Linked DNA regions of Homo sapiens: region 1 is linked to region 2. Evidence: read pairs that join two places in POLR2A ChIA-PET (ENCODE). Cell type or tissue: HepG2. All regions are shown on one strand.

Evidence for each region. ChIA-PET counts read pairs that join two places held together with the same protein. Peaks named below come from ENCODE experiments on the same cell type or tissue, not always from the same donor. Only the 100,000 strongest peaks of a DNase experiment are listed, where the experiment ranks them.
Region 1: POLR2A ChIA-PET joins it to region 2 with 5 read pairs; 7 of 35 experiments call an interaction of 5 or more read pairs at or near these places.

The regions. Positions count from the first base shown.
Region 1 is chr1:236,799,018-236,804,017 of GRCh38, reverse strand. It overlaps MTR (5-methyltetrahydrofolate-homocysteine methyltransferase), which reads right to left. Exons shown (of 33, transcript NM_000254.3): 2 at 376-590. Among named protein-coding and RNA genes, the nearest start is that of MTR, 6.2 kb to the right of the region's middle. In HepG2, no CTCF peak of the experiment used is centred here; no DNase peak of the experiment used is centred here.
Region 2 is chr1:236,860,381-236,865,380 of GRCh38, reverse strand. It overlaps MTR (5-methyltetrahydrofolate-homocysteine methyltransferase), which reads right to left. Exons shown (of 33, transcript NM_000254.3): 20 at 4,104-4,256; 21 at 3,038-3,145; 22 at 1,827-1,927. Among named protein-coding and RNA genes, the nearest start is that of MTR, 68 kb to the right of the region's middle. In HepG2, no CTCF peak of the experiment used is centred here; DNase peaks (open chromatin) are centred at 2,580 and 3,300.

The sequences.
Region 1 (5,000 bases), 61 kb after region 2:
TAACAGGTAATACAGCAGCCAAAGCTAAGATACCAACCACCTTTAAGCATTTCTTCATCAGGGCTGTTGCAGTAACTTAAATAAGATAGTTTTCTCACACTCACTAGTGTGAAAACCCTTATTTGTCCAGATTCTCATAGTTTTTCACTAGAGTTTACATGCCTCAAGGGCAGAAAACCTACCTACCTCATTCCCTTATCCTGAGTGCTTAACACAGTACATAACTTTTATTTGATGTCCAAAACCTGCTTTCTGAATAAATTGCCTCTTTATTCTTTATTCTCCGGAGCACTCGGCATAGCAGCCTGCCCTGATACATGAAACAGCTTGCAGAATAACAGAATGAATACACATGGGAACCTGGGAATACTTTACCTTATGGATTTGGTAAATGACATCAGGCTGAGTTATACTTAAAATGTCATTGTTGCCTTTCAGCGGCCTGGCATGATCTTTAAATTCCTGACCTCGGAAGTGTTCTTCGTTTAGCTTCTCCCGCTGGATCATGGTCCCCATCCCTCCATCCAGCACCATAATCCTCTTCTGCAGAATGGCATTGATCTCATCCCGCAGGGTTTTCTTCAGACCTTCTTTAAAGAAAGTGAAAGTTTGACTTCAAAGAATGAAAGGTGAAAAAGATGTGTGAGGGAGGAGCTTTAGAGAAATTTATAATAATCTCCAATAAGGAGTAAATGGAGTTTATAAAAGATGCACTCATAACTCTATATAGGAAAACGCTGCCCAAAAAGGTCATTAAGTCGTGACAATGCCTAATACAAGATTGCACACAGCACAAAATTCCTGGTGAAGCACGAAACCAAGGTGAAGGTAGGCTACACTACTCCTGTTTTACAGATGAGGAAAACAGGCAATAATGGGCCAGTGATACAAGACTTTGCTCTCTTTCCTTGTTAATTCTGTGCAGATACTCCCTAAATAAAATGATTTAGCAGAGATAATTGAAAACCATCAATAATTCCAAACTATTCTTTAAAATATTAGCTTTGACCTTCTCCCTCACCTATTGCCAGAACTAATAATGGCCTGCAAACAGAGTTTTACTCACCTCTGCCCAACTATGAAATAATAACTGGCTAACACCCTTGAACTTCTCAACTCTCCCCATGCTCCTTGACTTCTAATTCCCAGTCCAGAAAAGGGCCCAATGCTTACTCCTTCTAATCCTGCTTTCTGGTTTCTACGACCTACTGGAAAGCCACAAAACTATGCTGACTGGAGTCACTGAAAACTTGCAACGTTCAGCCTCCTTTGGTTCACCTTTTCTTGACCTCCCTCAATACTTCCAACATCTACTGTCCCAATTTCTACTTTTTTTTTTAGCACCAAATCCTTTTCCTCCTCACTCCACAAGTGATTTCACCTAATCCCGTACAAAGAAGTTTTCTGTTGGAGGCTCCTCAAACTCACACCCTCTCCACCTCAAAATCCTCTTGCAGTCTGGCTCACTCTATTTCCCTTCTTTCTGTACCTAAGGAAAAGCGCATGATGACCAACACCTCCCACTGCTCCCTCATCTAGCCCTTCCCACTCCCACAGTTCCACCTCAGCAACCACCGATTTCTTATCCTTCTGACATGGCTTCCTCCTCCACCACTCTCCTGAAATTACTTTCTAAAGTCACCAATGACCTTCTAAATATCAAAAACACCTGGCCCCAATCTTAGACCCAGCTTTTAAACTGTCCACTGGATATGGCTACCTCAACTACCCACCTGCCCCTCAATCTAATATTCAAAACCAAACTTGCATATATTCTCTGTCTCATCTCCTGATTTCTGTAAATGGCAACACCCTTCCCAGAAGACTAACCATAAAATCTCAGTATTATCTGACTCCTTATTCTCCCTGATAACCAACATCTACTTAGATCCCAAGCCTTATAGATTTGGCCTCTAAAATGCCATGCACAATGGTCCCACCTTCCTCGCCCTGTGACAACCCCTTTCTTCAACCCCTTACTACACAGGCCAGCTATCACCAATCCTCTCTGAGCTCTAGTTTGCATCCATGCAAATGAGATCATACATCTATGGAAGTGCCTTGTAAACTATCAAGTGTCCTACAAAGGTAAGAGATCACCACCATACCCAGTCGCCCTGTGTTCTAATCCATCCTGTGCACCACTACCAGATTTATCTTCCTATACAACAATTTTAAACCAGTTGCTTCCCCTGCTCAAACACCTTCAACAACTCCCTATAGCATATCAGACTGAATACATGTTACTCAAAACAAACCATAATGACGCCAACCCATTCCTTCTGTGCTAAGAGGCGAGAAAAGCTCAAGTCAAATGGGGCTGGTTCTAAGCTATCTGAGCTCCTTGGAACTCATGCCTAGCAACACTAAGGTCAGTACTTGGCAAATATTTCTTTAATTGAAATGACAAAAAAGTGAGGGAAGATGAGAAAGAAGAGGCAAAGATAATTTAAAACCCAAACCAGTAATGTAAGAATATTTGTAAGCTGGTATTGGGTGCAAACTTACAACCCTGCCTCGTCTTACTGTCCAGAGTCTCAAGTATACAATATGAGAACTGGGGCTAAATGGTGGTCACAGAACTATTTTGAGTGACTTTCTCCAAGTGGGCTTCAGGAAGGTGGCTCTAGTAACCTAAAAGAAAAATTTGCAATATCCAATATCTAGTTTCTGGGCACTATGTTTCTTTCAGGGTGTACTATTCCTTTCCAAAGCCACCTCACTTGCTAATTGTGTTTACTGAACTTGCAGGTGAGATAAAACACTTCCTGATAAAGGAACGAAGTTAAGCTCCAATGATCTGTACAAAAGTACTTCAAGAACCAAAGAAAATCACTTCTTGGGAAATGTGGAGAAAAGGTAGGGCTTAATGAAGCATGTATAATAGAAAGACTGGTAGGCATCAGGCAGTGGGCGCCATTTCAAGCTATAGTCGACACGGTAAATTCACATGTAGTGTTAATTTAGGCACTCCATGATGTGACTATCCTATCAGCCAATAAGCACTCAGAATTTGATAGGCTTAAGCTAATAGTAGCAGGGTGTGAAAACCCAAGAAATCTGGGTTTTAGCCCCAGCTCCCCTTAGTAGCTATGGGATTTTAGACAAGTCCTCTCCATGCTTCAGCAAGATGAGGAAACATCAGCCCTGCCTTCATCATCAGAACTGTGATACTAAAATGAGACCATGTGTTAAGAACTGGACCTCTTAAGTCACACAAGTCATGAAATGAGACATTGGTGTTTGATGTATAGTAAACATCTGATAAATATTAGCTACTCTTATTATGTTGGTATTATAGCACAGCAAGGACTGAAGCTCTAAAGATTGTGTTCTATATATTACAAAGCTCAGTGGGCTGTGAAAAATCATGTAAAGCCTGAAGCTCTCAGTTGGTCATGTTGGGGCAGGAATGGCATATTTGCAGGTTGGGAAATGTCTTCTAACAGTCGAGTGAAAGAAGAAAATACTCAGTGAAAGCTGTTAAATGTAGATAATTTCACAGGAGGAATGAGAAGACTAAGAACTAAAGACTCTAACCTACATGCCCAGCTGAATCGCTTTCTTCTCAAAAGGATGTAGCTGCAATTCTCCCTGAAATGACATCACGTGAACTTAAGTGGGTGACTGAATCATAAGCCTAGTGTGAGCATGAGGTGTGGCAGTGGGGAAATAGGTCATGCACATGAAATTTCATATTTAAAAGGTATTCAAACTTCCTAGGGAGAAAAAGGCAATCTTTTCCACAGACAGTGAAGTATGTCCTTTGGCATCGGCAAAATGATTAATCAATATCAATCAATATCCTATTATTTACATGTCCTTCTTCCTATCTCCTCCACTGAGCGAGTGCACACAAGTTGAGCAAATCTAACCACTCAGAGTGCCTCCACCCCTCATTTTCATAAAAAGTCTTAGTACTTTTCCATGGGGCCCTTACTGTATTCCCTTTTCAATCCAGAAATAATAAGCTTTGTTTTTGGACTTTAAGACAGTTCACTATTTACCACAAAACAACCCAGCCCCACACATGCAAATTCTGGCATCTTGTTTGTTGAGCCACCGTATAGGCAAGAGATCAAAAGCTGTTTAAAAACATCTGCTTTGGTTTTTCAGAAACCTGACAAACTTATTGTATAATTTATTGGGAAGAACTTTATGACTTCGAATGAAAAGGAACTTCTTAAGACTCAAAAAGACCAACCTCTTAATTTAAAAAAAAAAAACACAATGAATTTGATTACATAAAAACCAAGGATTTCTGTTAAACGAAAGTCACCATAGACAAAAATAATAGACGATGGGTTGGGGGAGATTCTTCAATGTCTAAAGCTAATTTGTTTTCTTATTGATTTGTGTTAGTTCCTTGTACATTCCAGAATGTAATATACAATGTGAATTAAAAATACCTATAGACTAGAGTTTACAACAAAATGTATAAATATATGGATATATGTGAAAAAGGCGGTCTATGGAAACAAGAGAATTGTGAATAGAAAATACAGATAAAAAGGAATATATAATAAAACACAGGAATTTTGCAGCCTGAATAAAAAACTCCTATGCAACTGAGGCCCTTAAAAATCCATTACTTGGGCTGGGTGTGGTGGTTCACACTTGTAATCCCAACACTTTGGGAGACCAAAGTAGGTGGATCACTGAGTCCACGAGTTCGAAAACAGCCTGGGCAACACAGTGGCCTCATCTCTACAAAAAAAAAAAACAAAAATTAGCCAAGCCTGGTAGTATGCACCTGTAGTCCCAGCTACTAGTAAGGCTGAGGCAAGAAAACTGCTTGAGCCTGGGAAGTCGAGGCTGCAGTGAACCGTGATCACGCCACTGCCCTCAGCTTGGGCAACAGAGTGAGACTGTCTCAAGAAAAAGGGGGAAAAAAAAAAACATAGTTTCCTCAACTACTTGCTTATTTTTCCTTTAGAGGATAATGTAAGATTTCCCATTTAGAGAAACTAAGAAGTCTTCCTTCAGAAAATCTGTTGGTA
Region 2 (5,000 bases):
CTGACACCATAAAATTAAACTCACCAATGGAAGAGTCTATGTGTTATCACACACAAGCCAAAGGAGTGTTTGACATGAAGTTTGCACATTCACTTGTTTTTGTAAAATGAAAGTAACGTTTCATCAGAAAGTGTTTCTCCAGTTAGACTTATTAGCAAAGATACGCAAACCCTCAGTGCCCAACACATAGCAACTGGGTTTGTTGCAGGAAAGCCTCAGGCTTAATACGCAGTCTTCACAACTGCTGACATTCAGTTCCAGTAGCACCCTGGAGAAATGCCACAATGTTCCCTGGCTTCTTAAAATGTCTTTACTGGAGAAATAAACATTGCTAGTATAATACTCTCAGCTAAGAATCCACTGATCAAAATAAATGATGATAAAGCACATGACAATGATACCTCAAGAATCACTTTTAGGAAGTTTACCTACAAGTCACTTTCTTCAATGGTTCTTGTCCCATTAAGGCTGAACATGTACCTGGCTATTTAGCCTGAGAAACAGTAAACTTTTTCAAGGAGAAAAGTCAACTAAATCATTTTGGTGTCTCTAGTATAATGCCTGGTAAGTAGAAGATGATCTATAAACATTAACTGAAGTGAATTTTAACTGACTGTGATGAATGCAAACAGGAACCAACAACCTCAGGTTTGCAAAGGTAAGCCTATAGCAGAAATGCTTTGTAGACTTTAGGAAGCGAACACCTTATCCAAATATTTATTATATAGGTAAAATTTCATTACAACTATCTATCTTCAATAAATTTATCTCTTTAAAAAATAGTAAGTACATGGATAGAAATAGTATTCCTCGTTTCTAGGACTAGGAGAGAACGCTAAGTCTTTAGACAGTAAGTGAGCAGGTAAATAGAAATGCTTGTGAAGACAGTCAGAGGGAAAAAAAAATGCCTTCCTGACACTGCTTCTCTGTCTCCAGCCTTCCTGAAAGGTTCTTAGCCGCATTTAATGAGCCTTGAAGGCAGAGATGGATAAAAATGTTGACAGCAGGGACACAGCTTAGCAGGTAATTGTTACTTGACAGCAAAGAAGAGAACTGAGGAGTACAGGGATAGCTCCAGTCAATTTTCTTCTCTATCTAGAGAAAATGGCACATTGGAAAGAAGTCTATGACTCAAAAGGACTGTTGGCTGGACATGGATATGGGAAAGCATTATTTCCATCAGGCTTTTCATTACAAAGAATATGTTCAAATCTAAGCGAAACACATACTTACTACAGGTCATCAGCTCTCACATGCAAATGATTTTGTTATGAATATTTATTAATTATAATAAGATAGAAAGGGGTTTTACTTGTATACAACATTCCAAAATCTAGCTTAATCACCAAGAACACAGGGTCCTGGCTCTAAGCAAAGCCAACTGAGACTTGTACAGAGAAGGCCTTCCTGTAAAACTGTTTAGCCAAGGTCTCATAAGATCTCGGTTCTAAAATCTAAGTTTATTGAAAGGAAAAAGAGGATATGATGAACACCACTGGCCATGGGAAGGAGCCTGATATTCCGGCTATTAGCACCTCTGTCCCAACATCCAACCCCAGGAATCCTCTGGACGGTTTCCACCCCACTTGAATAGCTTTTACTATTCTTTATGTCCTTTTTGAACACGGATAATTACTAACTTATTTCATTTGAAATGCTGTGTTCACGTAGAAAATTCAAAAACACAGCAAGCAAAAAGAAATAAAAAATAACCTCTAACATCCACTGCCATGCCCTACTCTTCCCACCCATTGAAGAATTATTCTGTTAAAAGGCTTTCATTTTTAAATGGAAAAGGGGTTGAAAGAGGTGAGGTCCTAACTTACCGGAAATTATTGCAGCCAAGGACTACTCCAACTATGTTCTTGCCTATGTCGTGCACGTCGCCTTTAACAGTGGCCAGCACGATGGTGCCCTGGTAAGGGTCCTGGAAAGGAAGCCAAGCAGCTCAGCAAGGCAGGGTTGTTTAGGGTGGAACACCTAGTTCTCCAGAGCCAGGCAGGGGCCAGCACAGAAAGCAATTCAATACAACCAAGAGCACCTCAAAGACAGACCTGGAAACCGAAGCCCAAACAGTTCAAAGGAGGCCCACCTAATGGGCTAGCCCAAGGGGCTTCAGCCAAGATCAGGAGGTCCCATCCTTTCAAAGAATAGTTGATGTTCACACACAAAACAGCACCACAGCTGAAGACCACATCCTTAACTCTGGGTGCGGGGGAACTTATTTGACAAATGTTTACGGTTAGCCATTAAGGGAGAGGCAGGGGAGAGGGGAAGGAACAGGTTAACTGTATGTGTATGTCCCATCTGAATCTGAAAAACCACAACAGCCCAGACAGAGGGCACGTGAGTATCTTTCCTCAGCACTGTTGTTCTATGCACAGTTAGCATCCCCCACTACTGCCCCAAAAAAAGAAAAAAAGCAAAACAAGAAGGATTTTTATAAACTCTGTGTTTGTCTGAGCCATTCACAAACAGATCAATTTAAAAATTCAGAATCCTAGGGGCCAAAGCTGTCTGAGCTTCACAGGGAGCTAAACAAGGTCAAAAAGCTTAATGATTTACTCTGGTGGTGCAGCCAACAAGAATTAAATTGAATCCAGAAGTGGTGCCAAGGACATCACCAGCAGAAAGACTATTCAGTTAAGAGTTTTCTAAAAACAAGCATGACTCAATGACCTCAAGGGCGGGGACAGACCTTTGAGTGAGCAGTGCCTGGCACAGTACTTGGCACATCACAGCAGCTTCGTAAATGATCAGGTAATGAAGGCACAAATGAATGAACTGGCTTTGTCTTGAAAACATGGGTTTTGATTGAAAAATTGTATCTATATTAAAAATGTTATAAAGCTACATTCAAAAGAAAGTCCCAGAGTATTCTGATACTCGGTTAAAAAAGGGAGAGATGTGGGATCATTTCTCTATTTTATCCTCAATAACGAACACAGCCAACCCTGACTGCTTAGGCCCCTACCACCACCTCAAGTCTTCCAGGTCAACCCACTAAAGGCCCATAGGCCTGAACAAAATGACTTGCCTCTTCTTCTACTGTGCCGTTAAGCACTCTGGTTTCTTCTCTTTCTTTTTCCATGAAAGGGATAAGGTGGCCAACAGCCTTCTTCATAACCCGGGCTGACTTTATAACCTGAGAAAAAAAGCATAGATCAGGTATCTTTCCCAAACCACAGGAACAACTGCTGATGGCCACTTGTGAAATTTGGGCACACATTAGGAATGCATGCTTTGACTTCAGGACAGCTACACTGGAGTCTTTTGACAGTAGGCAGAACAAAGGATAAGCTCCCCAGAGGGAAAGCCAGTGAATAATAAGGTACAGCAGAAGGAAAACAAGGCTGGAAATCAAATGTTGCAATTTCTGTCTTCTGAACTTTGGCTTGTTTTTTTTTCCTCTGTCTAGGAGGCCCTCTATCTTTTATCCAAGAGTTCTATGTATCCTTCAGGACCAAAGCTTCTCCACCATGAGCTCATTCCCAGCCTTCTCTTCTCAATCCCCAGCTTTAAAACTCACTTAAAATCCAGTCTTACATTAAGGCAAGATGAAGGCCTTTTAGTTTCTCAAATGCCGCACAGCCACTAACCTACATGCTCAACAAGTATGTGTTAACTGATGTGGTTAGCAGCTGCTGTAAATCAAAGTAAGAGTTCTGGTTTTACTTTAAACAAACCACTTAATGTACCGTCATTTAAAACAGTAACATTTGTCTCAAAATATGCATCCTTACAGATGAACAGTGCCTGGTCAAATCAAGTCTTAATGTTAGTAACTCTACATTTATCTTGGGTTTTACTTTACTTTTGGAGGGGAGAGATAGGCACTGGGGGTAAGAGGTGATACAAAAATTAGAACATAAGGATTATGATAGATTATGATGCTAAGAATTTTCGGATTTCCAACATCCACACCACTCTGAAGACGGATTCTTGCAGACATGACTCCTAAACATATTTAGAGAAGGAATGACTAGCCAATACCATTGAACTCTTGTCCAAATTAAAACCTGAGAAATATATCCCAAATCGCCATTTATTAAATGACAAAGAAAAGATGCAACTGTGAAAATTTCTCCCCATATTTTGCTAACCTGAGGTAGAAACATTTTTCCAGCTCCAAAAAGATCACCAACAATTTTCATTCCATTCATCAGGGGTCCTTCAATTATATTGAGAGGTCGGGGATATTTTTTTTGGTTTAACCTGGCTTCCTCAGTATCCTCAATAATATGTTTTTCAATGCCCTAAAAAAGACAAAAAAAAAAAAAAAAGAAAAAGAAAGAAAGAAAAAAAAAATCACCTAAAAAACTGCCTTACCTCCACAGAGCCATCATGAAAATGCCTAACAGCACAGGTTCCAGAAGCAGAGTGCATGGACTCAATCTGGCTTCCTATCACTAATTTAGGCAATTCAATAAGCCTCAGTTTCCTCAATTAGAATATTACAATAGTATCTCATATGTTTATTTTGAGGATTGAGATAAAGTGCTTAGCTGGCTTTATTGATACAAACAAAGTAAATACCTCATACACTTCCAAAACAGAATGTTGTATGCAGTAAATACATACAATTTTATATGCCAATTAAAAAATGCTTTAAAATATACCTCAGTAAAATGTGCTAACAGAGAAGGACTAATAAGTTCAAATGCATAAAATCCATTTTGTATCTTCGTGTTTTACCAGATTATACATTAATAAATGCCTGTGGAGAAATCAGTAAGTTTTCTCACTGTAATGCTGTAGGGCTGGGGAGAAATGACACTGGATGAGGCCCTTAAATGAAGTTCAAATCCATGAAGCCTCCATTGACTTATCCGCCCTTCAATGACAAGCCCCACTCCTCCAAGGTCCCCAGTTCAATGATCCTTGGATTGGCCAACTAGCTCCACAAACTGAAATATGTGAATCTCAAAAGGTGAAAGAGTTAAATGTTAAACTCCAGAGCCAAAAAAAAACAAAACAAAACAAAACTCTGAGATTCTCCA